Regions from separate parts of the Homo sapiens genome. Here region 1 is linked to region 2. Evidence: chromatin loops called from intact Hi-C (ENCODE). Cell type or tissue: thyroid gland. All regions are shown on one strand. Each heading gives the region's core, and the rest is flanking DNA. Links, peaks and the distances in the headings are about the cores only.

What was found. Peaks named below come from ENCODE experiments on the same cell type or tissue, not always from the same donor. Only the 100,000 strongest peaks of a DNase experiment are listed, where the experiment ranks them.
Region 1: it touches region 2 in a loop (4-fold over the local background); 2 of 110 quality-filtered maps call a loop at or near these places.

Annotation. Positions count from the first base shown.
Region 1 is chr7:66,156,908-66,172,812 of GRCh38, reverse strand. No RefSeq gene overlaps it. Among named protein-coding and RNA genes, the nearest start is that of TPST1, 40 kb to the left of the region's middle. In thyroid gland, for the core only: no CTCF peak of the experiment used is centred there; a DNase peak (open chromatin) is centred at 8,252.
Region 2 is chr7:66,094,832-66,110,736 of GRCh38, reverse strand. No RefSeq gene overlaps it. Among named protein-coding and RNA genes, the nearest start is that of CRCP, 12 kb to the left of the region's middle. RefSeq lists an enhancer at 9,971-10,532. In thyroid gland, for the core only: no CTCF peak of the experiment used is centred there; a DNase peak (open chromatin) is centred at 10,466; H3K4me3 peaks cover 1,119 bases; H3K27ac peaks cover 1,191 bases.

The DNA.
Region 1 (15,905 bases), core at 3,889-11,888, 64 kb before region 2:
ATAAACAATATATAGACCAATAAGCATGGGCCGGGCATGATGGTGACCCATGCCTGTAATCCCAGCACTTTGGCGGGCCAAGACAGGAGGACTGCTTGAGCCCAGGAGTTGGAGAACAGCCCTGGCAACATAGCAAGATCCCGTCACTACAAAAAAAATTTTTAAAGTAGCTGGGCATGGTGGTGCACACCTGTAGTTCCAGCTACTTGGGAGGCTGAGATGAGAGGATTGCTTGAGCCCAGGAGTTCAAGGCTGCAGTGAGCTGTGTTGGCACCACTGCACTCCAGCCTGGGCAACAGAGCAAGACCCTGTCTCAAAACAAACAAAAAAGCATTACTATGTTTCAATAAAACTTGATTTATGAACAATGAAATTTGAATTTAATTTTTTTTTTAGATGGATTCTCTCTGTCGCCCAGGCTGGAGTGCAGTGGCACGATCTTGGCTCACTGTAACTTCTGCCTCCCAGGTTCAAGCAATTCTCCCGCCTCAGCCTCCCGAGTAGCTGGGATTACAGGCACGTGCCACCATGCCCAGTGAACTTTTTTATTTTTGAGAGAGACTGGGTTTCACCATGTTGGTCAGGCTGGTCTCAAACTCCTAACATCAAGTGATCTGCCCACCTCAGCCTCCCAAAGTGCTGGGACTACAGGCGTGAGCCTCTGTGTCCAAAGTTTTGATTTCTTATCATTTTTATGTGTCTTGACATATTTTCTTCTGTTAATTCCTGCATCCATAAGTGTGAATTTTATTTCACTAAGATTAGTAAACAGCCATTTCAAAACTTGGCTCTCTGAAAGTATATACACCAAAATGTTATCAATGATGACTCCTTCAGGATCAGGAGGGAGATGAAGAGGAATTTTATGTGTTTTTTTTGTTTTTGTTTTCCTGAGATAAGGCCTCACTCTGTCACCCAGGCTAGAGTGCATTGGTGCAATCACAGCTCACTGCAGCCTCAACCTCCAGGGTTCAAGTGATCCTCCCAGCTCAGCCTCCCATATAGCTGAGAATACCGGCATGCATCACTATGCAATGCTTTTCTAAAAATTATTTTTTGTAGAGATGGGGTCTCACTATGTTGCTCAGGCTGGTCTCCAACTCCTGGGCTCAAGTGATCCTCCCACCTCAGCCTCCCAAAGTGCTGGGATTATAGGCATGAGCTGCCACGCCCTGCCAGAACTTCATGTTTTATTTTATATACATCCGTATTGTTTAAATGTTCACAAGAATGCATAGGTTGGGCGCAGTGGTTCAGGCCTGTAATCCCAACACTTTGGGAGGCCGATGGGGGTGGATTGCTTTGAGCTCAGGAGTTCGAGACCTGCCTGGGCAACAGGGCAAAACTCCATCTCTACAAAGAATACAAAAATTAGCTGGGCATGGTGGTGCAAATCTGTGGTCCCAGCTACTTGGGAGGCTGAGGTGGGGGGATCACTTGAGCCTGGGAGGTGGAGGTTGCAGTAAGCCGAGATCACACCACTGCACTCCAGCCTGGGCAACAGAGTGAGACCCCATCCCCCAAAATAAATGAATGAAGGAATGTTCACAAGAGAGCTTTGGTTTGAGGAGGTGGTGTATTTTTTGTTTTCTTTTCATTAAGCTGCTTCTTAGTCAGTTTTTGCTGCAGTAACAAACAACCCCAACATTCCAGTGGCTTACAACATACATTTGTTCCTCATATTACATGAGGGCTGAGGGTGGGCCAGAGGGTGAGCAAGCCTCCAGCATCAGAGATCTGCAAATACATGCTCAGGCTCTGCTGCCCTGGTCCTATGTGATCCTGGCTCACCGGGGCTTGTTCTTGGCTCCAATCCTGACTGCAGTCCCCTCCTGTGACCTCGCCTGCATCGGTGACTTCCGCATCTCCCAGCATTCAGACCTTGGCTGTCCTCTGGTTTCCCTGGCTCAGCGCACCCTGCCCTGGCCCTGACTCCTTGGTGTCCCTATGACTCAAGACTCTGGCTCCCTGCCCCCAGGACCCCACCCTGCCCATGTTCTGGCCCTTCCAGCTAAGGCCCCACAAGGGGGAAAAAGAGAGCATTTAACCCAGAACCCACCAGGTTCCTGGGACTCTCTGCCCCTGCCCTGTGCAAGGACAACATGGGTCTTCCGGTTCTACGAACACAGCCACTGACCCAGCCGTGCACGCAGGACACGGCAGACATGTAATTAATGACCCACGAAGCTTCTAACAGAGGCTCATTCTGAGTAGCTAGTACTCTAGGGGGAGTGAAGGGAAGATTGACTCTTGGCTGCAAGCCATACCCAGCATGTCACAGCCCCCAGCCCTAAAGTCTACTTGCTCCATCCTCCTCCTTGGTCAGGGGTATTTGGGAACCACGGGGAAGGAGCTTTAGAAACAGGATTGCTCAATAGATCTGATGCTTGGGCGTTTCGAGTTCCCAGCAAACACTTGCTTCCCAAGCCCAAGCACGTGATCTCTAGCTCTGGAGCAGACAGGTCTAGGTCGACTTGCATCTTTTTTTTTTTTTTTTTTTTGGAGACAGAGTCTCACCCTGTCGCCCAGGCTGGAGTGCAGTGGCGCGATCTTGGGTCACTGCAACCTCCTCCTCCCAGGTTCAAGGGATTCTCTTGCCTCAGCCTCCTGAGTATCTGGGACTACAGGCGTGCATCACCATGCCCAACCAATTTTTGTAATTTTTGGTAGAGACAGGGTTTTGCCGTGTTGGCCAGGCTGGTCTCAAACTCCTGACCTCAGTTGATCCCCGACTTCAGCCTCCCAAAGTGCTGGGATTACAGGCGTGAGCCTCCGCGCCTGGCCCTGAAAAATTTTTTTGTAGAGATGGGGACTCACTTTGTTGGCTAGCCTGGTCTCAAACTCCTGGACTCAAGCGATCCTCCTGCCTCAGCCACCCAAAGTGCTGTGATTACAGGTGTGAGCCACTGCACCCAGCTGTCTGCCTCCGCCTCCAGTACTTGCTCCCTGGGAGTGCCTGGGCCATTTTTTCACTCTGCACCTTTGGTTTCCTCCTCTATGACATAGGGATAAGGCATGCAGAGCCCTTAGTGCAGCACCTGGAATGTGGTTGGTGTTGAAAACTAGTAGCTATTGGTTGAGGCAAGAATCATCACTAGAATATAAGAGTAGTGAGTAAAAATGTGGTAAGAGAATATTTCTCTCAAATATCTCCCCATAAATTGCTTGTTAATTAAAAATGGGGGCAGGGTGCAGTGGCTCACACCTGTAATCCCAACACTTTGGGAGGCCGAGGTGGGAGGATCACTTGAGGCCAGGGGTTCGAGACCAGCCCAGGCAACATAGTGTAATCCCAGCACTTTGGGAGGCTGAGGCAGGCGGATCACCTGAGGTCAGGAGTTCGAGACCAGCTTGGCCAACATGGCGAAACCCCGTCTCTACTAAAAATACAAAAATTAGTCGGGCGTGGTGGTGCATGCCTATAATCCCAGCTATTTGGGAGGCTGAGGCAGGAGAATTGCTTGAACCCACAAGGCGAAGAAGGTTGCAGTGAGCCGAGATAATGCCACTGCACTCCAGCCTGGGCAACAAGAGTGTAACTCTGTCTCAAAAAAAAAGCTGGGAGTGATGGTGCACACCTGTAGTCCCAGCTACCTGGGAGGGAAGATCGCTTGAGCCCAGGAGGTCGAGGCTGCAGTGAGCTATGACGGCACCACTGCACTTCAGCCTGGGTGACACAGTGAGATCCTGTCTCACAAAGATTAAAAAAGGGGAGGGAGAACTAATCAAAGAACACCATCAGAGGAGTAAAAATACAACCCTCAGATTGGAAGTAAATATTTGCAATTCACATATATGATAAAGATTGATATCCAGAATACATTAAGAATTCCTGTGACTAAAAAACACAACAAAACATCAATTTAAAAATCGCCAGGCATGGTGGCTCACACTTGTAATCCCAGCAATTTGGGAGGCCAAGGCAGGTGAATCACCTGAGGTCAGGAGTTCGAGGCCAGCCTGGCCAACATGTTGAAAACCCCATCTCTACTAAAAATACAAAAAATTAGCTGGGCATGGTGGCGGGCGCCTGTAATCCAAGCTACTCGGGAGGCTGAGGCAAGAGAATCACTTGAACCCAGGAGGCGGAGGTTTCAGTGAGCTGAGATCTTGCCATTGCACTCCAGCCTGGGAGACAACAGCGAAACTCCATCTGCCCCCACCAAAAAAAAAAAAAGGCAAGGGTGGGGGCACATGTTCTCGGGATCTCCTGAGGGCTGTGTCTTGGGTCATGGTCACTAAAAAATTAAATTAAATTAAAAATTTTAAAAAAGGCAAGGGACTTGAGTAGGCATTTCTCCAAAGAAGATATATATATATATATATAGATATAGATACAGATTGAAATGTACATGAAAAGATATTCAGTATCATGAATCATTAGGGAAATGCAGATCAAAACCACAATGACATCCCCTTTCACACCCATTTGGATGGCTGATATGAAAAACAAATTTAAAAAAGAAAATGAAAAATAACAAGGGTTGGCAAGAATGTGGAGAAATGGGAACCACATTGTGCATTGCTGGTAGGAATATAAAATGGTACAGCTGCTATGTAAACAGTTTGGCAGTTCCTCAAAAAGATAAACACACAATTACTAAGCAATTCAGTCATTCCACTCGTAGATACATACTCAGATCAGAAAGCAGGGATTCAGATACTTGCATGCCAGTGTCCATAGCAGCATTATTTGTAATAGCTAAAAGTTGGAAACAAGCCAAATGTGCATCAGCAGACGAATGGATAAACAAAATGCAGGATACACATACAATGGACTCTTATTCAGCCTTAAAAAAGCATGAAATTGGCCGGGCACAGTGGCTTACACTTGTAACCCCAATACTTTGGGTGGCCGAGGCAGGTGGATCGCTTGAGGCCAGGAGTTCCAGACCAGCCTGGACAACATGGCAAAACCCCGTCTCTACTAAAAATACAATAAATTAGCCAGGCGTGGTGGCACATGCCTGTAGTCCCAGCTACTCAGGAGGCTGAAGTGGGAGGATCAACTGAGCCAGGGAAGTCAAGGCTGCTGTGAGCTGTAATGGCAGCACTGCACTCCAGCCTGGGCAGCAAGAATAAGTCCCAGTCTCAAAAAAAGAGAAGCCAATTCATTACCTTGAAAATAGGCAAAAAATGGGAAAGAATCAAACATTCATCTTGCCTGCCCTATACAAACTATATCTTGCAGCGTAAGTCACAAAAACACACTATGTCCCTCATAAGGAAGGATCACAATACCACCTATAGTGTTGCCAAAGGGATCAAGTGTGAATCTGACTGAGCTTATGGATCCAGCTGCTAAAATGAAGGAAAAACATAAGACAATTAACAAGTTGAACTGTGCAATAAGTAAGCCATCAGCAAAATCCAGGACTATGTGAAATTCTACAGGTCAAACTTCTTGGGCTCTTCATCATGAAACTGTAAGAATAAAAAGGGGGCCGGGCGCGGTGGCTCACACCTGTAATCCCAGCACTTTGGGAGGCCGAGGCGGGCGGATCACGAGGTCAGGAGATCGAGACCATCCTGGCTAACACGGTGAAACCCTGTCTCTACTAAAAATACAAAAAAATTAGCCGGGCGTGGTGGCGGGCGCCTGTAGTCCCAGCTACTCAGGAGGCTGAGGCAGGAGAATGGTGTGAACCCGGGAGGCGGAGCTTGTGGTGAGCAGAGATCTTGCCACTGCACTCCAGCCTGGGCGACAGAGTGAGACTCCATCTCAAAAAAAAAAAAAAAAAAAGAATAAAAAGGGATAAGGCTGAGGCAGAGGGATTGCTTGAGGCCAGGGGTTCAAGACCAGCCTGGGCAACATAGCAAGATCCTGTCTCTACAAAAAAATAGTAAAATAAAATAAAGTAAAAAGAAACGAATCGAGGGTGATCCTCTAGAAAGAGTCTTTTTTTTTTTTTTTTTTTTTTTGAGACAGAGTCTTGCTCTGTTGCCTAGGCTGGAGGGCAATGGCCCGATCTGGGCTCACTGCAACCTCCACCTCCCAGGTTCAAGTGATTCTCCCACCTCAGCCTCCTGAGTAGCTGGGATTACAGGCACTTGCCCAGCTAATTTTTGTATTTTTGTAGAGACGGGGTTTCACCATGTTGGCCAGGCTGGTCTCGAACTCCTGACCTCAAGTGATCCGCCTGCCTCAGCCTCCCAGAGTTCTGGGATTACAGGCATAAGCCACCGCGCCCAGCCAGAGTCTTAAAAGACATGTTAAAGTGGACAAAAGTGCAAGAGAAAACTATCATGGTAAGGAATAGTAATAAAACTGTAAAAAAAAAACCCCCAAAGAAATGGTTTCTGCGAAGTCAGGATTGTGGGTGCTTTAAGCAGGAGAAAGGTCATTGTATTTGAGACAGGACAAAAGGGAGGTTTCCGTAGTGGCTGTAAAAGAGTTCTTTCATTTTTTCTTTTTTGGAGATACAGTCATGCTCTGTTGCCCAGGCTGGAATGCAGTGGCGCCATCATAGCTCACTGCAGCCTCAAACTCCTGGGCTCAAGCGATCCTCCCACCTCAGCCTCCCAAGTAGCTGGAACTACAGCTGCATGCCACCATACCCAGCTAATTGTTGGGATTTTTTTTTTTTTTTTTTTTTTTGTAGAGGCAGTGTCTTGCTATGTTGCTCAGGCTGGTCTCAAATTCCTGGCCTCAAACAATCCTCCCATCTCAGCCTCCCAAAGTGCTGGGATTCTAGGTATAGGCCACCACAGCCAGTCTACTTCTTGTCCTTGAGTGGTAGTTACAATTATAAGCTCTCCTTAAAATTCATAAAACTATGATTTATAATTAACACATTTTATTTATAATTCTCTCCTTAGGTCGGGTGCAGGGGCTCATGCCTGCAATCCTAACACTGACACAGGAACCCAGGAGTTCAAGGATGCAAATGAGCTATGATCGTGCCACTGCACTCCAGCTGGAGGCGACAGAGTGAGACCCTATCTCTAAAAAATAATAATAATGATGATAATAACATAGTAATAATAATAGTTCTCTCCTTTTGTCCGTGGTTTTTTTGTTTGTGTTTTGTTTTTTTGAGATGGAGTCTTGCTCTGTTGCCCAGGCTGGAGTGTGGTAGGGGTATCTCGGCTCACTGCAACCTCCACCTCCCGGGTTCAAGCAATTATCCTGCCTCAGCCTCCCAAGTAGCTGGGATTACAGGTGCCTGCAACAACTCCCAGCTAATTTTTTTTTTTTTTTTTTGAGACGGAGTCTCGCTCTGTCACCCAGGCTGGAGTGCAGTGGTGCGATCTCGGCTCACTGCAAGCTCCACCTCCTGGGTTCACGCCTTTCTCCTGCCTCAGCCTCCCGAGTACAGGCGCCCGCCACCATACCCGGCTAATTTTTTGTATTTTTAGTAGAGATGGGGTTTCACCATGTTAGCCAGGATGGTCTCAATCTCCTGACCTCGTGATCCACCTGCCTCGGCCTCCCAAAGTGCTGGGATTACAGGCGTGAGCCACTGCACCTGGCCAATTTTTGTATTTTTAGTAGAGACAGGGTTTTGCCATGTTTGCCAGGCTGGTCTCGAACTCCTGACCTCAGGTGGTCTGCCTGCCTCAGCCTCCCAAAGTGCTGGGATTACAATTGTTAGCCACCACAGCTCGGCCAGTTCACATGTTTTGTGTTTTTATTTATTTATTTATTTGTTTGTTTTTGATTTTTTTTGTATCTGTGTCTTATCATACAATTAAAAAATTAAAGATTATTTCAAAACCAAATCCTCTAATTTTTTTCCCAGGAAGTCCTTCATGGACATAAAACTGAAGTAAGTGGATTGGATAGAACTGGAATCAAAAGTGACTCCTGGATTTACATAACAGAGCAAGGCAAGAATCACAAAAACATCACAAGGCCATGTATAGCTTATAACAAGTTTGTTTTACAAACTCCTCCAATGTATTGCAAGGATAGAGTACTTTGTAAGATGGTCAGGAATGGCTTTCCAGAAAAAGCAGGGCAGGAGCCAAAGCTTTTTTGTTGTTGTTGTTGTTGTTGTTGAGATGGAGCCTCAATCTGTCATCCAGGCTGGAGTGCAGTGGCACAATCTCAGCTCACTGCAACCTCTGCCTCCCAGGTTCAAGCGATTCTCCTGCCTTAGCCCCCTGAGTAGCTGGGATTACAGGCACCTGTCCAGCTAATTTTTATATTTTTGTAGAGACGGGGTTTCACCATGTTGCTCAGCCTGGCCTCGAACTCCTGATTTCAAGTGATCCACCTGCCTCCACCACCCAAAGTGCTGGGATTACAGATGTGAGCCACCGCGCCAGGCCAGGAGCCAAATCTTGAGTTAGGATTTGGATACTTGAAACAGGCATGCTGTATAAGCAGATGGAACTGAATACACAAAAGCACAGAGAAGGGAAAACACAAAATATCTTCGCACAATGTTCTTTCCTCCACTGGTTAACTTCTACTTATCCTTCGTGTCCAAACATTACTTGCTCAAAGAACTTTTCCTGTGTCTCCCAGAAAAGGTCAGGTTCTTAGCGCACTCTCCTTTGTAACTCTTACCACAGTTGTAATTCAGTGGTGAATTGTGATCTTGGTCATTTAGCATCTCCTCTCCCAGAAGGCAGGGGACCTGGTTGTCTGAGTCATATCATGTCTCCACTGCCTAGTCCTAACTAAGCCTTGCACTGCGTAGTCCTAAACCTTGCGTCATAGACACTCAATAAAAATTGATGAAAATTTACGTGCGAACCCATTCAGCTGGAATAGAAGGTTCTGCAAGATAATTTTTTTTCTTAAGACAGAGTCTCACTCTGTCATTCAGGGTGGGTTGCAGCAGTACAGTCACGGCTTACTGCAGCCTGGACCTCCCGGGCTCAAACCATTCTCCCACCTGAGCCTCCTGAGTAGCTGGTACTACAGATGTGTGCCACCATGCCAGATAATTAAATTTTTTTTGTATGTGTGTGACGGAATCACGCTTTGTTGCCCAGGCTGGAGTGCAATGGCACAATCTTGGCTCACTGCAACCTCCACCTCCCGGTTCAAGCGATTCTCCTGCCTCAGCCTCCCCGAGTAGCTGGGACTACAGGTGTGCACCACCATGCATGGCTACTTTTTGTATTTTTAGTAGAGATGGGGTTTTGCCAGGTTGGCCAGGCTGGTCTTGAACTCCTGACTTCAGGTGATCCACCCGTCTCAGCCTCCCAAAGTGCTGGGATTACAGGCGCAAGTCACTGCGCCTGGCCTAAAAAAATTTTTTATAGAGATGGGGAATCACTTTGTTGCCTAACCTGGCAACAAATTGCTGACCTCAAGTGATCCTCCGGCCTCAGGCACCAAAAGTGCTGGGATTACAGGCAAGAGCCACTGCACTCAGCCACAAGAGATTTAAAGTTGGAAATATTATTGGAAGCCAAATGGTGAATGACCTAGAATGTTAAGAGTTAAATGCTTAGTTTATTTTTTTCTCTTTCTCAACATGAAAAATGTATTGTCTCACAGTCCAAAGGCTAGAGGTAATGACAGGGTTGATTCCTTTTTTTTTTTTTTTGACACAGGGTCTCACTCTGTCACCCAGGCTAAAGTGTTAAAGTGTAGTGGTGCAATCTTGGCTCACTGCAACCTCCACCTCCTGGGCTCAACCTCCTGGGCTCATCCTCAGCCTCCTGAGTAGCTGGGACTACAGGTGCACACCACCATGCACAGCTAAGTTTTGGATTTTTTTTAGAGATGGGGTTTTGCCACGTTGCCCAGGCTGATCTCAAACTCTTGCGTTCAGGTCACCTGCCCGCCTAGCCTCCCAAAGTGCTGGGGTCACAGGTGGGAGCCAGGTTTGTTCCTTCTGAGAGCTCTGTTCCAGACCCCTCTCCTTGGTTTATAGTTGGCTGTCTTCTCACGTGTCTCTTCACATCATCTCTCTACGTGTGTCTCTGTGTCCAAATTTCCCCTTTTTATAAGGACAACAGTCATATTGGACTGGGGCTCACCCAAATGACCTCATTTCAACTTGATTACCAGTGTCAAAAAACCTAGTCTCCAAATAAGGTCACATCTGAGATGCTAAGGGTGAGGTTTCCAACCTATCTGTTTTGCTGATGCATGGTGCAGTGGCTCATGCCTGTAATCCCAGCACTTTGGGAAGCCAAGGTGGGAGGATCCCTTGAGGCCTGGAGTTCGAGACCAGCATGGTCAACATGGCAAAATCCATCTCTACTAAAAATACAAAAATTAGCCGGGCATGGTGGTGCACACCTGTAGTCTCAGCTATCGGGAGGCTGAGGCACAAGAATTGCTTGAACCTGGGAATTGGAGGTTGCAGTGTGCCAAGATCACACCACTACATTCCAGTCTGGGCAACAGAGTGAGACCCTGTCTCAGAAAAAAAAAAAAAAAAAGCAGAGATATCTAAATTGTCTTTGTATTTCACATGCCTTGAACCATTTTTATTTAATTTTTTTTTGAGACGAAGTCTCGTTCTTGTTGTCCAGGCTGGAGTGCAGTGGCACAGTCTTGGCTCACCACAACCTCCGCTTCCTGGGTTCAAGCAATTCTCGTGCCTCAGCCTCCTCAGTAGCTGGGACTGCAGGCACCCGCCACCAGGCCTGGCTAATTTTTGTATTTTTAGTAGAGACAGGGTTTCGCCATGTTGGCCAGGCTGGTCTCAAACTCCTGACTTCAGGTGATCCACCCACCTCAGTCTCCCAAAGTGCTAGGATTACAGGCGTGAGCCATCATGCCTGGTCTAATTTTTTTTTTTTTAATTTTTGAGACAGGGTCTCTCTCTGTTGCCTAGGCTGGAGTGCAGTGGTGCGAACACAGCTGACCGCAGTCTTGACTTCCTGGGCTCAAGCAGTTCTCTTCCCTCAGCCTCCTGAGTAGCTGAGACTACAAGCACATGCCACCATAACCAGCTAATTTTTTTAATTTTTGTAGAGATGAAGTCTGACCATGTTTCCCAGGCTGGTCTGGAACTCCTGGGTTCAAGTGAGCCTCCCACCTTGGCCTCCCAAAGTGCTGGGATCACACGCGTGAGCCACCGTGCGTGCCCTGCCTTAACAGTTTTTAAGTGTGCAGTCTAGTGATATTAAATATATTTAAAATGTTGTAAACCATCACTACCATCTATCTCCACAACTCTTTTCATCTCGTAAAACAAAAAACATATACCTATTAAACAATAACTTCCAACCCCTCTCCACCCACCCCCTGGAGACCACCATTTTACTTTCTGTCTCTATGATTTTGACTATGCTAAGTACCTTCTATAAGTGGAATCATACAATATTTTTTGTGTGTAACTGGCTTACTTCATCTAGCATAATATCCCTAAGGGTCATCCATATTGTAATGTCTGAAAATTTTTTTGTTTTTTAAGGCTGAATAATATTTCATTGTATGTATATGCCACATTTGGCTTATCCATTTATTCACTGATGAACACTGATTGTTTCCATATTGTGTGTGTGTATGTGTGTGTGTGTGTGTGTGTGTGTGTATGGTTTTTTTTTGGAGACAGAGTCTCACTCTGTTGCCCAGGCTGGAGTGCAGTGGTGTGATCTCCATTCACTGCAACCACCACCTCCTGGGTTCAGGTGATTCTCCTGCCTCAGCTTCCCGAGTAGCTAGGACTACAGGCATGTGCCACGATGCTGGGTTACTTTTTGTTGTTGTTGTTGTTTTGGTAGAGACAGGGTTTCACCATGTTGGCCAGGCTGGTCTCCAAATCCTAACCTCAAGTGATCCACCTGCCTCGGCCTCCCAAAGTGCTGGGTGACTGGTGTGAGCCACTGCGCCCAGACTGTTTCCATTTTTTGCTACCGTGAATAAGACTGCTGTGAACATGGGTGTATAAATATTTTTTCAAGACCTTGCTTTCAATTATTTTGTGTATACAGTCATCCCTCAGTATCCACAGGGGATTGGTTCTAGGACACACTGAGGATATCATAATCCACAGATGCTCAAGTCATTTATTTAAAATGAGGTGGTATTTGCATATAATCTATGCATATCCTCTTGTATACTTTAAATCATCTTTAGATTACTTATAATACCCAATACAATGTAAATGCTGTGTAAATAGTTGTTATACTGTATTGTTTAGGGAATAATGATAGAAGAAAAGGTATGTACATCTTCAGAACAGACACAATCATCATAGGCCTAACTACAATGTCCATGTGTAGCTGGTTGAATCAACATGCAGAACCCATGGATACAGGCTGGGCGCAGTGGCTCACACCTGTAATCCCAGCACTTTGGGAGGCTGAGGTGGGTGGATCACCTGAGCTTAGGAGTTGAGACAGCCTGTCCAACACCATGAAACCCCCGTCTCTACTAAAAATACAAAAATTAGCTGGGCATGGTGGTGCACTTCTGTAATCCCAGCTACTCAGGAGGCTGAGGCACAAGAATTTCTTGAACCCGGAAGGTGGAGGTTGCAGGGAGCTGAAATTGTGCAACTGCACTCCAGCCTGGGCAACAGAGTGAGACTCCATCTCAAAAAAAAACAAAAAACAAAAAAACCATGGATACAGAGGGCGAGCTATATACAAAGATATGGAATTGCTACATTGTATAATAATTCTATTTTTAATTTTTTGAGGAATTGCTACACTGTTTTCCATAGTAGCTGCACCATTTTAAATTGCCAGCAACAGTGCATAAGGGTTCCACTTTCTCCATATCCTCTCCAACACTTGTTATTTCTGGCATCTTAGTTACTTTCTTTTTAATAGTAACTAAAGGACACTTTTACATGTATAGAATCCTTAGTTGACAGGTTTTTTTTTTTTCTTTTGAGACAGTCTTGCTGTCGCCCAGGCTGGAGTGCAGTGGCGCGATCTCAGCTCACTGCAACCTCTGCCTCCTGGGTTCAAGTGATTCTCCTGCCTCAGCCTCCAGAGTAGCTGGGATTACAGGTGCCTGCCACCACGCCCAGCTAATTTTTGTGTTTTTAGTAGAGATGAGGTTTCACCATGTTGGCCAGGCTGGTCTTGAACTGCTGACCTCAGGTGACCTGCCTGCCTTAGTCTCCCAAAGTGCTGGCATTACAGGCATGAGCCACCATGCCTGGACTGTTTGTTCTTTTCTGTTTGCTCCTCAAAGTAATTTCAAATGTACTTTCTTCAAGTTTGTTCATTCTCTTCTACCTGCTCGATCCTTCCATTGACTCTACTGAATTTTTCAGTTTAGTTATTGTATTTTTCATCTCCAGAATTTTTGCTTAGGTTCTTTTTATAATTTCTATCTCTTTATTGATATTCTCATTTTATTAATATATAATTTTGCTGATTTCCTTTAGTTCTTTGTCCATGCTTTTCTTTAACTATTCAAGCATATTTAAGATGGTTTTAAGGTCTTTGTCTAGTAAGTCTGATACCTGTGTCTCTTCAGGAATAATTTCTTTATTTTCTTTTTATGAGATGCAGTCTTGCTCTGTGACTCAGGCTGGAGTGCAGTGGTGCAATCTCAACTCACTGCAACCTCCCGGGTTCAAGTGATTCTCCTGCCTTAGCCTCTTGAGTAGCTGGGATTACAGGTGCCCACCACCACACCCAGCTCATTTTTGTATTTTTAGTAGAGACGGGGTTTCACCATGTTGGCCAGGCTGGTCTTGAACTCCTGACCTCAAGTGATCTGCCTGCCTCGGCCTCCCAAAGTGCTGGGATTAGAGGCGTGAGCTAGTGCTCCCAGCCTCTCCAGATATAATTTCTGCCACTTCATTTTCTTCCTTGAAATAGTCCATGTTACCTTGGTTTTTTTTTTTTTTTTTTTTTTTGAGACGGAGTCTTGCTCTTTTGCCCAGGCCAGACTGCAGTGGCGCTATCTCGGCTCACTGCAAGCTCCACCTCCCGGGTTCATGCCATTCTCCTGCCTCAGCCTCCAGAGTAGCTGGGACTACAGAAGTCCGCCACCACGCCCGGCTAATATTTTGTATTTGTAGTAGAGAAGGGTTTCACCGTGTTAGCCAGGGTGGTCTTGATCTCCTGGCCTCGTGATCCACCTGCCTCAGCCTCCCAAAGTGCTGGGATTACAGGCGTGAGCCACCGCACCCGGCCTTGTTTTTTTAAATACAATTTGTGATTTTTGTTGTTGGAAAGTAGGCATTTGAAAAGGCAGCCATTTCTTTGTCTGCAGATTGGGTCTGTGCCAGTGAACTCCTTCACTAATTAGCAGGACATTTTTTGTGTCTTGGGATCGGCCTGAGGAGAAAGCAAAATGTCTTGGTCCATTTTGTGCTGCTATTACAGAATATTACAGACTGGGTACTTTACAGAGAACAGAAATGTATTTCTCACAGTTCTGGAGGCTGGAAAGTCCAAGCAGAAGGTGCCCACATCTGGTGTGATAAGGGCTTTCTTGCTGGATCCTCACATGGCACAAGGCAGAGGGTACAAAGGGATGAAATGTGTGTCCTCACATGGCAGTAAGCCCTTTATACAGTGGTATTAATCCATTAATGAGGGCAGAGCCCTCATGACCTCCCATTAGGCCCCACCTCCCAATACTATTGTAATGGGGATTACATTTCAACATAAATTTTTGGAGAAGAGAAAAACATTCAAACCATAGCATTCTCCCCTAGCTCCCCTAATCCATATCTTTCTCACATCCAAAATATCTTCATTCCATCCTAATAACCCCAAGAAGTCTTAATTTGTTTCAGCATCACCCTTAAAAGTCTAAGCTTCAAAGTCTTATCTAAATCATGCTGGGTGAGGTGGCTCACGCCTGTAACTTTGGGAGCACTTTGGGAGGCTGAGGCAGGGGGATCATTTGAGGTCAGGAGTTCGAGAAAACCTGGCCAACATGGAGAAACCCCATCTCTACTAAAAATACAAAAATTAGCCAGGTGTGGTGGTGCATGCCTTTAGTCCCAGCTACTTGGGAGGCTAAGGGAAGGGAACTGCTTGAACCCAGGAGGTGGAGGTTGCAGTAGTGAGCTGAGATCACACCACTGTACTCCAGCCTGGGCAACAGAGCAAGACTCCACCTTAAAAAAACAAAGCAAAAGCCTTGTCTGGGAAATCTGCTGGTCCCCTTATTAATTTTCTTTCTTTTTAGATGGAGTCTCACTCTGTCACCCAGGCTGGAGTGTAGTGGTGTGATCTCAGCTCACTTCAACCTCCATCTCCCAGGTTCAAGCCATTCTCATGCCTCAGCCTCCTGAGTAGTTGGGACTACAGGCTGCACCACTGCATCTGGCTAGTTTTGGTATTTTTGTAGAGACAGGGTTTCACCATGCTGACCAGGCTGGTCTCAAACTCCTGACCTCAGGTAAGCCACCTGTCTCAGTCTCCAAGTGCTGGAATTACAGGCAAGAGCCACCACACCTGGCCCCAGACAAGGCTTTTATTTCGGGGCTTGTGCCCCAGTACAAGGACGCTCCAGCTGACTCTCTGAAAAAAGCCAGTAGGAGTGCTTTTTTTTAATTAGACAAAGTGTGGGAATTGACATCAGGGGTAAGGTTTGCAGGCTGAGCTGGTAGCACATGATGGGCAAGGCATGCAAGTCGGCATATCTGGTTGCAATGGTTATCTTGGGTAATGGACAATTTAGTGGTCTGGCCGGTGACAAAAGGGCTGTAAATCAATTACTCAGCATTTCTTCCTGAGGTGGAACACTCCCCAACCTCACTCTGATATTTAGATTTTCTAAGGCCAGTTCCTGGAATTTTTTTTTTTCTTTGAGACAGAGTCTCACTCTGTCCCCCAGGCTAGAGTGCAGTGGCACAATCTTGGCTCACTGCAACCTCTGCTTCTGAATTCAGTTCAAGCAATTCTCGTGCCTCAGCCTCCAGAGTAGGTGGGACTACAAACGCATGCCACCACACTCAGCTAATTTTTTGTATTTTTAGTAGAGACGGGATTTTGCCATGTTGCCCAGGCTGGTCTCGAACTCCTGAGCTCAGGTGACAGGTGATCCACCCACCTTGGCCTCCCAAAGT
Region 2 (15,905 bases), core at 6,043-14,042:
CAAGAGTTCAAGACCAGCCTGGCCAACATGGTGAAACCTCATCTCTACTGAAAATACAAAAATTAGCCGGGCATGGTGGCAGGCGCCTGTAATCCCAGCTACTCAGGAGACTGAGGTAGGAGAACCACTTGAGCCCGGGAAGCGGAGGTTGCAGTGAGCCGAGTAAACATTCTTTTTACTGTCTGCACCTCTGGTCCTGGATAGTCGCTGATCACCATGACAATTAAGGGTATGGACCTTAAGAAGAAAAGATTATCCTGGATTTTCTATGTGGTATCAACATAATCACATGGATCATTAAAAGCATAAAATCATTCTCACCTGATGTCAGAGCCCAAGGGAGGTGTGGCTAGGGAAGGGAAGAATGATCTGAGAGATGCAATATTCCTGCCTTTGAAGATGGAGGAAGGGGCCATGAGCCAAGGAATGTAGGTAACTGTAGAAGCTGGAAAAGGCAAGAAAACAGATTCTCCTGTGAAGCTTCCAGAAAGGACTGCAGCCCAGCTGGGTGCCACGGCTCACACCGGTAATCCCATCACTTTGGGAGCCCAAGGCAGGCGGATTACTTGAGGTCAGGAGTTTGAGATCAGCCTAGCCAACATGGTGAAACACTGTCTCTACTAAAAATTTAAAAAATTAGCTGGGTGTGGTGGCAGGCGCCTGTAATCCCAGCAACTTGGGAGGCTGAGGTAGGAGAATTGCTTGAACCCAGGAGGGGTAGGTTGCAGTGAGCCAAGATCGTGCACTCCAGGCTGGGCAACAGAGCGAGACTCTGACTCAAAAAAAAAGGACTGCAGCCCTACCAACACCTTGATTTTAACCCAGTGAGACTGATTTAGGACTTCTGTATTACTCCATTCTCACACTTCTATAAAGAAATACCTGAAGGCCGGGCATGGTGGCTCATGTCTGTAATCCCAGCACTTTGGGAGGCTGAGGCAGGCAGATCATGAGGTCAGGCGTTTAAGACCAGCCTGGCCAACATGGTGAAACCCCGTCTCTACTAAAAAATACAAAAAAAATTAGCTGGGCGTGGTGGCGCACACCTGTAATCCCAGCTACTGGGGAGGCTGAGGCAGGAGAATCTCTTCACCCAGGAGGCAGAGTTTGCAGTGAGCTGAGATTGCACCACTGCACTCCAGCCTGGGCAACACAGCAAGACTCTGTCTTAAAAAAAAAAAAAAAGGAATACCTGAGACTAAAAAAGAAAAAAGAAATACCTGAGACTAGATAATTTATAAAGAAAGGTGGTTTGGCTGGGCGTGGCGGCTCACGCCTATAATCCCAGCACTTTTGGAGGCCAAGGTGGGAGGATCACGAGGTCAGGAGATCAAGACCATCCTGTCAGTGAAAACCTGTCTCTACTAAAAAATACAAAAAATTAGCCAGGCGTGGTGGTGGGTGCCTGTAGTCCCAGCTACTTGGGAGGCTGAGGCAGGAGAAAGGTGTGAACCCAGGAGGTGGAGCTTGCAGTGAGCCGAGATTCTGCCACTGTACTCCAGCCTGGGCGACAGAGCAAGACTGTCTCAAAAAAAAAAAAAAAAAAAAAAAAAAAAGGTGGTTTAATCAGCTTACAGTTCCACAGGCTCTAGAGGAAGAAAGGCAGCATCTTCTTCTGGGGAGGACTCAGGGATCTTCTACTCATGACAAAGGTGAAGGGGAGCAGGACCAAGAGACGAGGGGAGGAGCTACACACTTATTATTATTATTACTTTATTTCTTTATTTTATTTTTGAGACAGAGTCTCGCTCTGTCACCCAGGCTGGAGTGCAAGAGTGCAGTGGCATGATCTTGGCTCATCACAACTTCCGCCTCCCAGTTTCAAGCAATTTTCCTGCCTCAGCCTCCTGAATATCTGGGATTTCAGGTGCCTGCCACCCTGCCCAGCTAATTTTTGTATTTTTAGTAGAGATGGGGGTTTCACTGTGTTGTTCAGGCGGGTCACGAACTCCTGACCTTGTGATCTGCCTGCCTTGGCCTCACAAAGTGCTGGGATTACAGGTGTGAGCCACCATGCCCAGCCCATGTCTGCAAATTCTCTGACACCCCTCATGGAGTGGAGTCTAACTCCTCCCCACCTTGAACATGGTCTAGCCTTCCTGACTTACTTCCTTTTCTTTTGAGACAGGATCTCACTGTGTATCCCAGGCTGGAGTGCAGTGGCGCAATCACGGCTCACTGCAGCCTTGACCTCCTGGGCTCTGGCGATCCTCCCACCTTAGCCTCCTGAGTAGCTGGGACCATAGGTGCTCACCACCACACCCAGCTGATTTTTTTTTTTTTTTTTTTTGAGATGGAGTAGCACTCCTGTTGCCCAGGCTGGAGGGCAATGGCGCGGTCTGAGCTCCCTGCAACCTCTGCCTCCTGGGTTCAAGCAATTCTCCTGTCTCAGGGTCCCAAGTAGCTGGAATTACAGGTGCCTGCCACCACGCCCAGCTAATTTTTGTATTTTTTTGTAGAGATGATGTTTCACCATGTTGGCCAGGCTGGTCTCAAACTCCTGACCTCAGGCGACCCGCCCACCTCGGCCTTCCAAAGTGCTGGGATTACAGGTGTGAGTCACTGCTCTCGGTAGATTTTTGTATTTTTTTGTAAAGATGGAGTTTCACCACCATTGCCCAGGCTGGTTTCGAACTCCTAGGCTCAAATGATTCTCCGATTTCAGCCTCCCAAAGTGCTGGGATTATATGTGAGAGTTACTGTGCCTGGCCAACTTACTTCTTCTAATTCTGTTTTTTTTTTTTGAGACAGAGCCTCCCTCTGTTTTCCAGGCTGGAGTGCAATGGCGCGATCTTGGCTCACTGCAGCCTCTGCCTCCCGGGTTCAAGCGATTCTCCTACCTCAGCCTCCCGAGTAGCTAGGATTGCAGGCATGTGCCACCACACCCAGCTAATTTTTGTATTTTTAGTAGAGATGAGGTTTCACCATGTTAGCCAGGCTGCTCTTGAACTCCTGACCTCACTCAGGTGATCTGCCCACCTCAGCCTCCCAAAGTGCTGGGATTATAGGCATGAGCCACCACGTCTGGCCCTGACTCACTTCTAAGAGGTAGAATGTGGTCAAAGAGACTGCATGACTGCTGAGGCTGCGTCAGAAAAGGTAATGCAGCTCCCACCTGGCTCTCTCTGGGGCTATGGGCCTTTGGAGCATGAAGCCAGCCTATAAGAAGCCCAGCTGCCTCCACACCACCATGCTGGAGGGATTACATGGAGAGATCACACAGTTATACTGTGAGATGTCCTGTCTGTCCCAGCCCTCAGCCATTCGAGTCTTCCCAGTCTAAATACAAGACGTGTGACTGAGGAAGCTTTTGAAATGATCCCACATGGTGGTGCATGCCTGTAATCCCAGCTGCTTGGGAGGCTGAGGGAGAGTTGCTTGAACCCAGGAGGCGGAGGTTGCTGTGACCAGGATCAAACCACTGCACTCCAGCCTGGGTGACAGAGCAAGACTCCATCTCGAACAATAAAAATAAAAATGAAGGCCGGGTTTGGTGGCATATGCCTCTAATCCCAGCACTTTGGGAAGCCAAGGTGAAAGGATCACGAGGTCAGGAGACAGAGACCATCCTGGCTAACACAGTGAAACCCCGTGTCTACTAAAAATACCAAAAATTAGCCCTGTGTGGTGGTGGGCACCTGTAGTCCCAACTGCTTGGGAGGCTGAGGCAGGAGAATGGCGTGAACCCGGGAGGTGGAGCTTGCAGTGAGCAGAGATCGGGCCACTGCACTCCAACCTGGGTGACACAGCAAGACTCCATCTCAAAAAATAATAATAATAAAATAAAAAATAAAAATAAAAACATGGTCTGGTCTTCATGACTCACTTCCTTTTGAGACAGGATTTCAGCCAGTACTGTAAACATATGAGGAACCATAAGCAAGACCTCCTAGCTAATTCAACCCCCTGAATTATCAGAGGTAATAATTGTGACAGTTGTTTTACAACCTGGGATGTCTCCTTACACAGCAAAAGACAACAGATAGACACATATAGTACTTTGCACATAAAAAACACTGAAAACATAGCAGTCCTGGCCAGGCACGGTGGCTCACTTCTGTAATCCCGGCACTTCGGGAGGACGAGGCGGTGGGATCACCTGAGGTCAGGAGTTCGAGACCAGCCTAGCCACCATGGTGAAGCCCCGTCTCTACTAAAAATAAAAAAATTAGCCAGGTGTAGTGGTGTACACTGGTGTAATCCCACCTACTCAGGAGGCCGAGGGAGGAGAATTGCTTGAACCTAGGAGGTGGAGGTTGCAATAAACCAAGATCGTGCCACTGCACTCCAGCCTGGGCAACAGAGTGAGACTCCATCCCAAAAACAAAAACATGTCAGTCCTAATTGTTATTATTATTTCAAACCAGCTTTATCTTGACCCACTAGGCCCTTATGTATTAATCATAGCAACTATTATTTATTGAACACTTAGTATAAATCAGACATAGCACATATGTGCACACCTTGTTATACTCCACTTTGATTTATTGTGCTTCACAGAAACTGCATTTTTTACAAATTTAAGGTTTGTGGCAACCCTGTGTTGGGTAAGTCTGTCAGTGGCATTTTTCCAACAGCACATGCTCACTTCATACCTCTGTGTCACAGTTCAGTAATTCTGGCAGTATTTCAAACTTTTATTTTATTTATTTATTTATTTATTTTGAGGCGGAGTCTCGCTCTGTCACCCAGGCTGGAGTGCGGTGGCGTGATCTCGGCTCACTGCAAGCTCCGCCTCCCAGGTTCACGCCATTCTCCTGCCTCAGCCTCCTGAGTAGCTGGGACTACAGGCGCCGGCCACCACGCCTGGCTAATTTTTTGTATTTTTTAGTAGAGACGGGGTTTCACCATGTTAGCGAGGATAGTCTCGATCTCCTGACCACGTGATCCACTCGCCTCTGTCTCCCAAAGTGCTGGGATTACAGGCTTGAGCCACCATGCCCAGCCCAAATTTTTAATTATTACTATATCTGCTGTGGTGATCTGTGATCAGTGGTCTTTGATATTACTACTACAGTTGTTTTGGGCATCATACACCATGCCCATTTAAGATGGTGAATTTAATCAACAAATGTGTGTGTTCTAACTGCCTCTCTGACCAACTGTGCCTCCGTCTCATGCCTTCTTGCCCTCTTGAGTCTCCCTATTTCCTGAGACAGAACAATATTGAAATTAGGTCAATTAACAAGCCTACAATGGCCTCTAAGTGTTAAAGTGAAAGGAAGGGTCCTACATGTCTCACTTAATGTCAAAAGCTAGAAATGATTAAACATCATGAGGCAGACATGTTGAAGACTGAGAAAGAACAAAAGCAAAGCCTCTTGTACCCATTAACCAAGTTGTGAACACAAAGGAAAAGTTATTTTTTTCTCTCTCTCTCTTGAGACGGAGTCTCGCTCTGTGGCCCAGGCTGAAGTGCAATGGCACAATCTCGGCTCCCTGCAACCACTGCTCCCGGGGTTCCAGTGATTGTCCTGCCTCAGCCTCTCAAGTAGCTGGGATTATAGGCACGTGCCAACAACCGGCTAATGTTTTGTATTTTTAGTAGAAACGGGTTTTCCCCATGTTGGCCAGGCTGGTCTTGAACTCCTGACCTTAGATGATCTGCCTGCCTTGGCCTCCCAAAGTGCTAGGATTACAGGCATGAGCCACCGTGCCTGGCAGGAAAAGTTCTTGAAGGAAATTAAAAGTGCTACTCCTGTGAACACACGAATGAGAAGAAAGCAAAGCAGCCTTATTGCTGATACAGAGAAAGTTTGGTCTGGATAGAAGATCAAACCAGTCACAACATTCCCTTAAGCCAAAGCCTAATCCAGAGCAAGGTTCTAACTCTCCTGAATTCTATGAAGGCAAAGAGGGGTGAGGAAGCTGTAGAAGAAAAGGTGGGGCTGGGTGCGGTGGCTCAGGCCTGTAATCCCAGCACTTTGGGAGGCTGAGGTGGGTGGGTCACCTGAGGTCAGGAGTTCGAGACCAGCCTGAACAACATGGTGAAACCCCATCTCTACTAAAAATACAAAAATTAGCCAGGCATGGTGGTGGACACCTGTAATCCCAGCTACTTAAGAGGCTGAGACAGGAGCATCACTTGAACCTGGGGGTAAAGGTTGCAGTGAGCCGAGATTGTGCCACTTCACTGCAGCCTGGGCGAAAGAGCAAAACTCCATCTCAAAGAAAAGAAATATATTTTGTGGCCGGGTGCGGTGGCTCAAGCCTGTAATCCCAGCACTTTGGGAGGCTGAGTCGGGCAGATCACGAGGTCAGGAGTTTGAGACCAGCCTGCCCAATACAGTGAAACCTCGTCTCTACTGAAAATACAAAAATTAGCCAGGTGTGGTGGCACGCGCCTGTACTCCCAGCTACTCAGGAGGCTGAGGCAGAAGAATCGCTTGAACCCGGGAGGCAGAGGTTGCAGTGAGCAGAGATTGTGCCACTGCACTCTAGCCTGGGCAACAGGGCAAGGCTCCATCTCAAAAAAAAAAAAAAAAAATTAGCTGGAGGTGAATTGCTCAATCCCATGAGCAAACTTGAATGAATGAGCAATTGCTTCTTATGACTGAGCAAAAAAATTGGTTTCTTCCAATGGGATGTACTTCTGGTGAAGATACTGTGAATATTGCTGAAATAACAGCAAAAGATTTAGAATACTACATAAAAACCTAGTTGATAAAGTAGGAGCAGGGTTTGAGAAGATTGACTCTAATTTTGAAAAAAGTTCTGCCGTGTGTAAAATGCTATCAAACAGCATCACATCCTACAGTGACGGTGGAAGTCAATTGATGCTGCAAACTTCAATGTTGTCTTATTTTAAGAAATTGCGACCGGGCACGGTGGCTCGGGCCTGTAATCCCAGCACTTTGGGAGGCCGAGGTGGGCAGATCACGAGGTCAGAAGATCGAGACCATCCTGGCTAATATGGTGAAACCCCGTCTCTACTAAAAATACAAAAAATTAGTCGGGTGTGGTGGTGGGCACCTGTAGTCCCAGCTTCTTGGGAGGCTGAGGCAGGAGAATGGCGTGAACCCGGGAGGCGGAGCTTGCAGTGAGCTGAGATCACGCCACTGCATTCCAGCCTGGGCGAGAGAGCAAGACTCCATCTCAAAATAAATAAATAAAAATAAATTAAAAAAAAGAAATTGCAGCCAGGCGCGGTGGCTCATGCCCGTAATCTCACACTTTGGAAGGCCAAGACGGCTGAATCACCTGAGGTTGGGAGTCCGAGACCAGCCTGACCAACATGGAGAAAACCCCATCTCTACTAAAAATACAAAAACTTAGCCAGGCATGATGGCGCATGCCTGTAATCCCAGCACTTTGGAAGGCTGAGGCGGGTGACTCACCTGAGGTCAGGAGTTCGAGACCAGCCTTACCAACATGGAGAAACCCCATCTCTACTAAAAATATAAAAAATTAGCCAGGCATGGTGGCACATGTCTGTAATCCCAGCTACTCGAGAGGCTGAGGCAGGAGAATCAATTGAACTTGGGAGGTGGCAGTTGCAGTGAGCCAAGATCCCCCAGGTGTGCACCACCATGCCAGAATAATGAAAACTTTTTTTTTTTTTTTTTTTTTAAGAGATGGGTGTCTCCCTGTGTTGCCTAGGCTGGTCTTGAACAGCCTGGGAAACAGCAAGAATCACTTTCTAAAAAATTAAAAATAAAAAGATTAGCCGGATGTGGCAGCACACACCTAAAGTCTCAGCTACTCATGATGCTGAGGGAGGTGGATCACTTGAGCCCAGGCGTTTAAGGTTACAGTGAGCTATGATCATGCCACTGCATTCTTGCCTCTTTTAGTGAGACCCTCCTTTAAAAAATAAAAAGTTATGTTTACACTCTTCTGTAGTCTTTTATTAATTAATTAACTTTTTTATTTTTTGAGAGGGGGTCTTGCTGTGTCACCCAGGCTGAAGTGCAGTGGCGTGATCTTGGCTCACTGCAACCTCCACCTTCTGGGTTCAAGTGATTCTCCTGCCTCAGCCTCCCGAGTAGCTGGGATTACAGGCACATGCCACTCTGCCTGGCTAATTTTTGTATTTTAGTAGAGATGGGGTTTCACCATGTTGGTCAGGCTGGTCTCGAACTCTTGACCTCAAATGATCCACCCGCCTCTGTAGTCTCTTAAGTATGCGATAAAATTATGTCTATAAAAACAATGTACAGGCCGGGTGCGGTGGCCCACGCCTGTAATCCCAGCACTTTGGGAGGCCAAGGCAGGCAGATTACCTGAGGGCAGGAGTTTGAGACCAGCCTGGCCAACATGGAGAAACCCCATCTCTACTAAAAATACAAAAATTACCTGGGCCTGGTGGCACATGCGTGTAATCTCAGCTACTCAGGAGGCTGAGGCGGGAGAATTGCTTGAGCCCGGGAGGCGGAGTTTGCAGTGAGCTGAGAATGCGCCACTGCACTCCAGCCTGGGCAACAGAGCAAGACTCTGCCTCAAAAAAAAAAAAAAAGAAAGAAAGAAAGAAAAAAAAGTATATACCTTAACTTAAAAATAATGCTTAAAATATTAATGATCATCTGAGTTTTCTTTCAGTAAGTCATTACATTTTTGTTAGTGGAGGGTCTTGCCTCGATGTTGGTGGCTGCTGACTGATCAGGGTAGTGGTTCCTGAAGGTTGAGATGGCTGTGGCAATTACAGGCGTGCACCACCATGCCTGGCTAATTTTTCTATTTTTAGTAGAGACAGTGTTTCACCATGTTGGCAAGGCTGGTCTTGAACTCCTGACCTCGTGATCCGCCCGCCTTGGCCTCCCAAAGTACTGGGATTAGAGGCATGAGCCACCGAGCCCAGGCTTAATACACCATTTTATAAGTTTTTTCTTAGGTAGGGTCTCACTCTGTCAGCTATGCTGGAGTACAGTGACATGATGAGAACTCTCAATGAAGCCTCAAACTCTGGGGCTCAACAGATCCTCCTGCCTCACCCTCCAGAGTAGCTGGGACTACAGGCATGCACCAACATGCCCTTCTAATTTTTGAATTTTTAGTAGAAATGGGGTTTCACCATGTTTGGCCAGGCTGGTCTCGAACTCCTGATCTCAGGCTACCCACCCACCTTGGCCTCCCAGAGTGCTGGGATGACAGGTGTGAGCCACTGTGCCTGGCCTCATTTTTTTTTTTTTACTTCACTTTATTGTGCTTCAGAGATATTGCATTCCTTAACATTTTTTAAATTTAAAAATATAAATAGGCCGGGCGCAGTGGCTCAAGCCTGTAATCCCAGCACTTTGGGAGACTGAGGTGGGCGGATCACAAGGTCAGGAGATCGAGACCATCCTGGCTAACACGGTGAAACCCCATATATACTAAAAATACAAAAAAATTAGCCGGGCGTGGTGGCGGGCACCTGTAGTCCCAGCTACTCGGGAGGCTGAGGCAGGAGAATGGCGTGAACCCAGGAGGCGGAGCTTGCAGTGAGCTGAGATTGTGCCACTGCACTCCAGCCTGAGCGACAGAACAAGACTCTGTCTCAAAAAAAAAAGATAATAATAATAATATTTAAAACAATTTAGATGGGGGGGGGTCTCGCTATGTTGACCAGGCTGGTTTCGAACTCCTGGCATCAAGCAATCCTCCCATCTCAGCCTCCCAAAGTGCTGGAGTTACAGGCGTGAGTCACCATGCGTGGCCCATTTTTTAACATACTAGAGGATTGTGGCAACCCTGTGTTGAGGTAGCGTATTGGTGCCGTTTTTCCAACAGCATGTGTTCATTCGCTGTCTTTGTGTCACATTTCGGTAATTCTTATTGTATTTCAAACTTTATTACTATTTTTTTGAGACAGAGTCTTACTCCATTGCCCAGGCTCAAGTGCAGTGGTTTGACCATAGCTCACTGCAGCCTTGACCGCCTGGGCTCAAGTGATCCTCTTGCCTCAGCCTTCTGAGTAGCTGGGATGACTGGTTTGTGCCACCATTCCTGGCTAATTTTTAATTTTTTTTTAAATTTTTATTTTTGTAAAAACAGGGTCTCACTATGTTGGTCAGGCTGGTCTCAAACGCCTGGGTTTCTAGCAATCTTCCCGCCTCAGCCTCCCAAATAGATGGATTACAGGCGTGAGCCACTGCACCTGGCTCTTTTTTTTTTTTTTGAGATGGAGTCTCACTCTGTCGCCCAGGCTGGAGTGCAGTAGCCCGATCTCAGCTAACTGCAACCTCCGCCTCCCAGGTTCAAGCGTTTCTTCTGCCTCAGCCTCTGGAGTAGCTGGGAGTATGGGTATGAGCCACCAAGCCCGCTTGGCTGTTTCTTTTTCTTCCTCCCTCTTTCCTCCTCCTCATTCTTTTTCCTCCTCCTTCCTTCCTCCTTACTGCTGCCCCCCAAATTGCTGGGATTACAGGCATGAGCCACCGTGCCTGGCAGTTTCCGTCTCTTCCTTCTCCTCCTCCCCCCTCCCCTCCCCTCCTCCTTTACAGGCCTGAGCCACCAATCCATGTAGTTTCCTTCTCCTCCTCCTCCTTTACAGGCATGAGCCACTGCGCTTGGCTGTTTTTTCCTCCTCCTCCTCCTCCTCCTCCTCCTTTACAGGCGTAAGCCACCTCGCCTGGCTGTTTCCTCCTCCTCCTCCTTTACAGGCTGCGCCACCACACCTGGCTGTTTCTCCCTCTTCCTCCTCCTCCTCGTCCTTTACAGTCGTGAGCCACCTCGCCTGGCTGTTTCCTCCTCCTCCTCCTCTTCCTTCTCCTCCTTTACCGGCATGAGCCACCCTTCCTGGCTGTTTCTTCTTCCTCCTGCTCCTCCTCCTCCTCCTTTACAGGCATGAGCCACTGTGCCTGGCTGTCTCCTCCTCCTCCTCTACAGGCGTGAGCCACTGCAACTGGCTGTTTCCTCCTCCTCCTTTGCAGGCTTGAGCCACTGTGCCTGGCTGTTTCTTCCTCCTCTTTCTCCTTTACAGGCGTGAGCCACCACGCCTGGCTGTTTCCTCCTGCTCCTCCTCCTCTTCCTCTTCCTTTACAGGTGTGAGAGCCACCAGGCCTGGCTGTTTCTTCCTTCTCCTCCTCCTCCTCATTCTCCTCCTCCTTTACAGACCTGAGCCAGGGAGCCTGGCTGTTTCTTCCTCCTACTCCTCCTCTACAGGTGTAAGCCACCAAGCCTCGCCGTTTCCTTCTCCTCCTCCCTCTCCTCCTTCTCCCCCTCCTCCTCTTCTCCCCCTCCCTCCTCCCCCTCCTTTCCTCCTCCTCCCTTCTTCCTTTCCTCCTCTTCCACCTCCTTCTCCACCTCCTCCTCCTCCACCTCCTTCTCCTCCTCCTCCACCTCCTTCTCCTCCTCCTCTCCTCCTCCTCCCCTCCTCCTCCTCTCCTCCTCCCCCTCTCCTCCTCTCCTCCTCCTCCCCTCCTTCTCCTCTCCTTCTCTCCTCCTCCTCCCCTCCTCCTCCTCCCCTCCTCCTCCCCTCCTCCTCCCCTCCTTCTACTCCCCTCCTCCTCCGCTCCTTCTCCTCCCCTCCTCCTCCTCCCCTCCTCCTCCTCTCCTCCTCCTCTCCTCCTCCTCTCCTCTCCGCCTCCTCTCCTCCTCTCCTCTCCGCCTCCTCTCCTCCACTCCTTCTACTCCCCTCCTCCTCCGCTCCTTCTCCTCCCCTCCTTCTCCTCCCCTCCTCCTCTCCTCTCCTCCTCCTCCCCTCCTCCTCCTCTCCTCCTCCTCTCCTCCTCCTCTCCTCTCCGCCTCCTCTCCTCCTCCTCCTCTCCTCCTCCTCTCCTCCTCTCCTCTCCTCCACTCCTCCTCCTCCACCTCCTCTTCTTTCTCCTCCTCCTCTTCTTCCTCCTCCTCCTCCATCTCCTGCTCCTCCACTGCTCCTGGCTGTTTCTTCCTCCTCCTCCTCCTCCTCTTCCTTCTCCTCCTCCTCCTCCTTTAACAGGCATGAGCCACCACACCTGGCTGTTTCCTCCTCCTCCTTTACAGGCTTGAGCCACTGTGCCTGGCTGTTTCTTCCTCCTCCTCTTCCTCCTTTACAGGCATGAGCCACGGCCTGGCTGTTTCCTCCCGTTCCTCCTCCTCCTCCTCCCCCCCCCACTCCTCCTTCTTTCTTATGTATGTATTTATTTATTTATTTACTTACTTATTCATTTATTTTTAGACAGAGTCTCCCTCTGTCACCCAGGCTGGAGTGCAGTGGCATGATCTCAGCTCACTGCAACCTCTGCCTCCCGGGTTCAAGCAAGTCTCCTGCCTCAGCTTCCCAAGTAGCTGGGACTACAGGCTCCCGCCACCACACCCGGCTAATTTTTGTATTTTTAGTAGAGATAGGGTTTCACCATGTTGGCCAGGCTGGTCTCGAACTCCTGACCTCAGGTGATCCACCTGCCTCGGCCTCCCAAAGTGCTGGGATTACAGGCATGAGCCACCGCGCCCAGCCACTATTTTTTTATTTATTTTTTAAAGACAGAGTCTTGCTCTTGTCACCCAGGCTGGAGTGCAATGGTGCAATCTCGGCTCACTACAACTTCTGCCTCCTGGGATCAAGCAATTCTGCTTCAGCCTCCCGAGTAGCTGAGATTACAGGCGCCCGCCACCATGTCCAGCTAAGTTTTGTATTTTTAGTAGAGATGGGGTTTCACCATGTTGGCCAGGCTGGTCTCAAACTCCTGACCTCAGGTGATCCACCCGCCTCAGCCTCCCAAAGTGCTGGGATTACAGGCGTGAGCCTCTGTGCCCAGGATTATTGTTTTATTTATTTATTTATTTATTGAGATAGAGTTTCACTCTTGTTGCTCAGGCTTTATTTATTTATTTAATGAGATAGAGTTTTGCTTTTGTTGCCCAGGCTGGTGTGCAATGGCATGATGTTGGTTCACTGCAACCTCCACCTCTGGGGTTCAAGCAATTCTGCTGCCTCAGCCTCCCAAGTAGCTGGGACTAGAGGCGTGCACCACCACACCTAGCTAATTTTTAGCATTTTAGTAGAGATGGGGTTTCACCATGTTAGTCAGGCTGGTCTTGAACTTCTGACCTCAGGTGATCCACCTGCCTCGGCCTCCCAAAGTGCTGGGATAACAGGTGTGAGCCACCGCGCCAGCCTATTATTGTAATAATATCTGTCATGCTGATCTATGACCAGTGATCCTTGATGTTACTATTGTATCCGTCCAAAAGTAATTGCCGGTTTTGCCATTGAAAGTAATGGCACAGCTGGGCGCGGAGGCTCATGCCTGTAATCCCAGCACTTTGGGAAGCTGAGGCGGGTGGATCACGAGGTAAGGACATCAAGACCATCCTGCCTAACACGGTGAAACCCCGTCTCTACTAAAAATACAAAAAAAAAATTAGCCAGGCCTGGTAGCAGGCGCCTGTAGTCCCAGCTACTCGGGAAGCTGAGGCAGGAGAATGGCATGAATCCGGGAGGCAGAGCTTGCAGTGAGCCAAGATCACGCCACTGCACTCCAGCCTGGGCGACAGAGCGAGACCCCGTCTCAAAAAAAAAAAAAAAAAAAAAAGTAATGGCACTAGGCTGGGCGGGGTGTCTCACACCTATAATCCTAGCACTTTGGGAGGCCGAAGTGGTTGGATCACCTGAGGTCAGGAGTTCAAGACCAGCCTGACCAACATGGCGAAACCCCATCTCTACTAAAAATACAAAAAAAATTAACCAGGCCTGGTGGCAGGTGCCTGTAATCCCAGCTGCTTGGGAGGCTGAGGCAGGAGAATCACTTGAACCCAGGCAGAGGAGGTTGCAGTGAACCGAGATTGCGCCATTGTACTCCAGCCTGGGCAACAGAGTGAGACTATGTCTCAAAAAATAAAAATAAAAACAAACAAACAAAAAAAGATTGACAATGGAAGCAGAGAGAGAATTGAAGATGCTACACCACTGGTCTTGCAGATGGAAGAAGGAACTACAAGCCAAGGAATGCAGGTGGCCTCTAGAAAATGGAAAAAACAAGGAAATGGATCCTCCTCTAGATCCTGGCTGACACTTGATTTCTTCTCAGTAAAACCAATTTCAGACTTGTGATGTCCAGAATTATCAGATTACACATGTTGAGCCATTAAATTCATGGTAGGCCAGGTGTGGTGGCTCATGCCTGTAATCCCAGCACTTTGGGAGGGTGAGGCAGGTGGAAGGCTTGAGCTCAGGAGTTTGAGACTAGCCTGGGAAACATAGAGCCCATCTCGATTTTTTAAAAATAAAATGAAATTATTTAAAAAGTTTGGCTGTTTTTTTCTTTTCTTTTCTTTTTTTTTTTTGAGAAGGACTCTCACTCTATCACCTAGGCTGGAGTGCAGTGGCATGGTCTCAGCTGACTGCAACCTCCACCTCCCAGGTTCACGCAATTCTCGTGCCTCAGCCTCTTGAGTGGCTGGGACTACAGGCGTGCACCACTGCGCCCGGCTAATTTTTGTATTTTTATTAGAGATGGGGTTCCAATATGTTGGCCAGGCTCGTCTCGAACTCCTGGCATCAAGTGATCCACTGGCCTCGGCCTCCCACCGTGCTGGGATTACAGGTGTGAGCCACTGTGCCTGGCTTGGCTTGGTTTATTTTTTTTTTTTGAGGTGAAGTCACGCTCTTGTTCCCCAGGCTGGAGTGCAATGGCACAATCTCAGCTCACAGCAACCTCCACCTCCCGGGTTCAAGCAATTCTCCTGCCTTAGCCTCCTGAGTAGCTGGGATTACAGGTGTCTGGCACTGCATCCAGCTTTTTTTTTTTTTTTTTTTTGAGACGGAGTCTCGCTCTGTCACCCAGGCTGGAGTGCAGTGGCGTGATCTCCGCTCACTGCAAGCTCTGCCTCCCGGGTTCACGCCAGTATCCCGTCTCAGCCTCCCGAGTAGCTGGGACTACAGGCAGTGCCTGGCTAATTTTTTGTATTTTTAGTAGAGATGGGGTTTTACCATCTTGGCCAGGCTGGTCTTGAAGTCCTGACCTTGTGATCCACCTGCCTTGGCCTCCTAAAGTGCTGGGATTACAGGCGTGAGCCACCGCACCCGGCCTGTTTTTTTTTTTTTTTTTTTAATGTGGTAGCTGGGATCTTGCTATGTTGCCCAGGCTGGTATTGAACTGAACTCCTGGCTTCAAGCAGTCCTCCCACCTTGGCCTCCCAAACTGTCGGGATTACATGCATAAACCACCGTACTTGGCCTCTAATTTCAGACATCTCTTATCAGGAGTTTGGTGAGATTTGCATAGAAGAGGTCTCTGTGTCACCACGGGCTCTCTACTGAACACTTGCCGTGTGCCTGGCCTGGCCTCAGGGCTCTCTGCAGGCTTGGTGTAGCCATGCCTCCCTTGACTGCAGCAAGGTGCAGGTCCCCTCCAGGCCCTGCATCCCAGTCACCCTCCCCTCAAGGTCAATGTGGGGGAATTTATCTGTACATCACTCTCTAGGGTAGAGGAGGTGTCTGTTTTGCAGGAAGCTAACCCAGTGGCTGGCATCACATACTAGCTGGATGGCTGACCTTACCACTCCATACACCATGCCCCTTAGGAGGTCACAGGTCACCCTTGCGGTGCTGGTACAGGCCTCAGCCTGAGCAATACCCGTGATGGTGCCTGAATGGTCCAGGAAAGGGTAGGTTCAGCAAGGGGTGAATGAGGGCAGGGGGAGCCCAGGGGACGCTGGGAAAGAAGGGAGATGGACAGTGACTGACGGGGCCACCCATACCCATCAGGTCCCACCAGTCCTGCCAATGACACCCAAGGCAGGAGGTCATTTTTTTTCCCCCAATGAGACAGAGTCTCACAATGTTGCCAAGGTTGGTCTTGAACTCCTAGCCTCAAACAATCCTGGCTCAGCCTCCTGAGTAGCTGGGATTACAGGTGCACACCATCATGCCACGCTTTTTTCTTTTCTTTTTTTTCTTAGGTCACTGTGTTATTTTTGTTGTTTTTTGAAACAGAGTCTTGCTCTGTCACCCAGGCTGGAGCCAGTGTCGTGATCTCGGCTCACTGCAACCTCCCCCTCCTAGATTC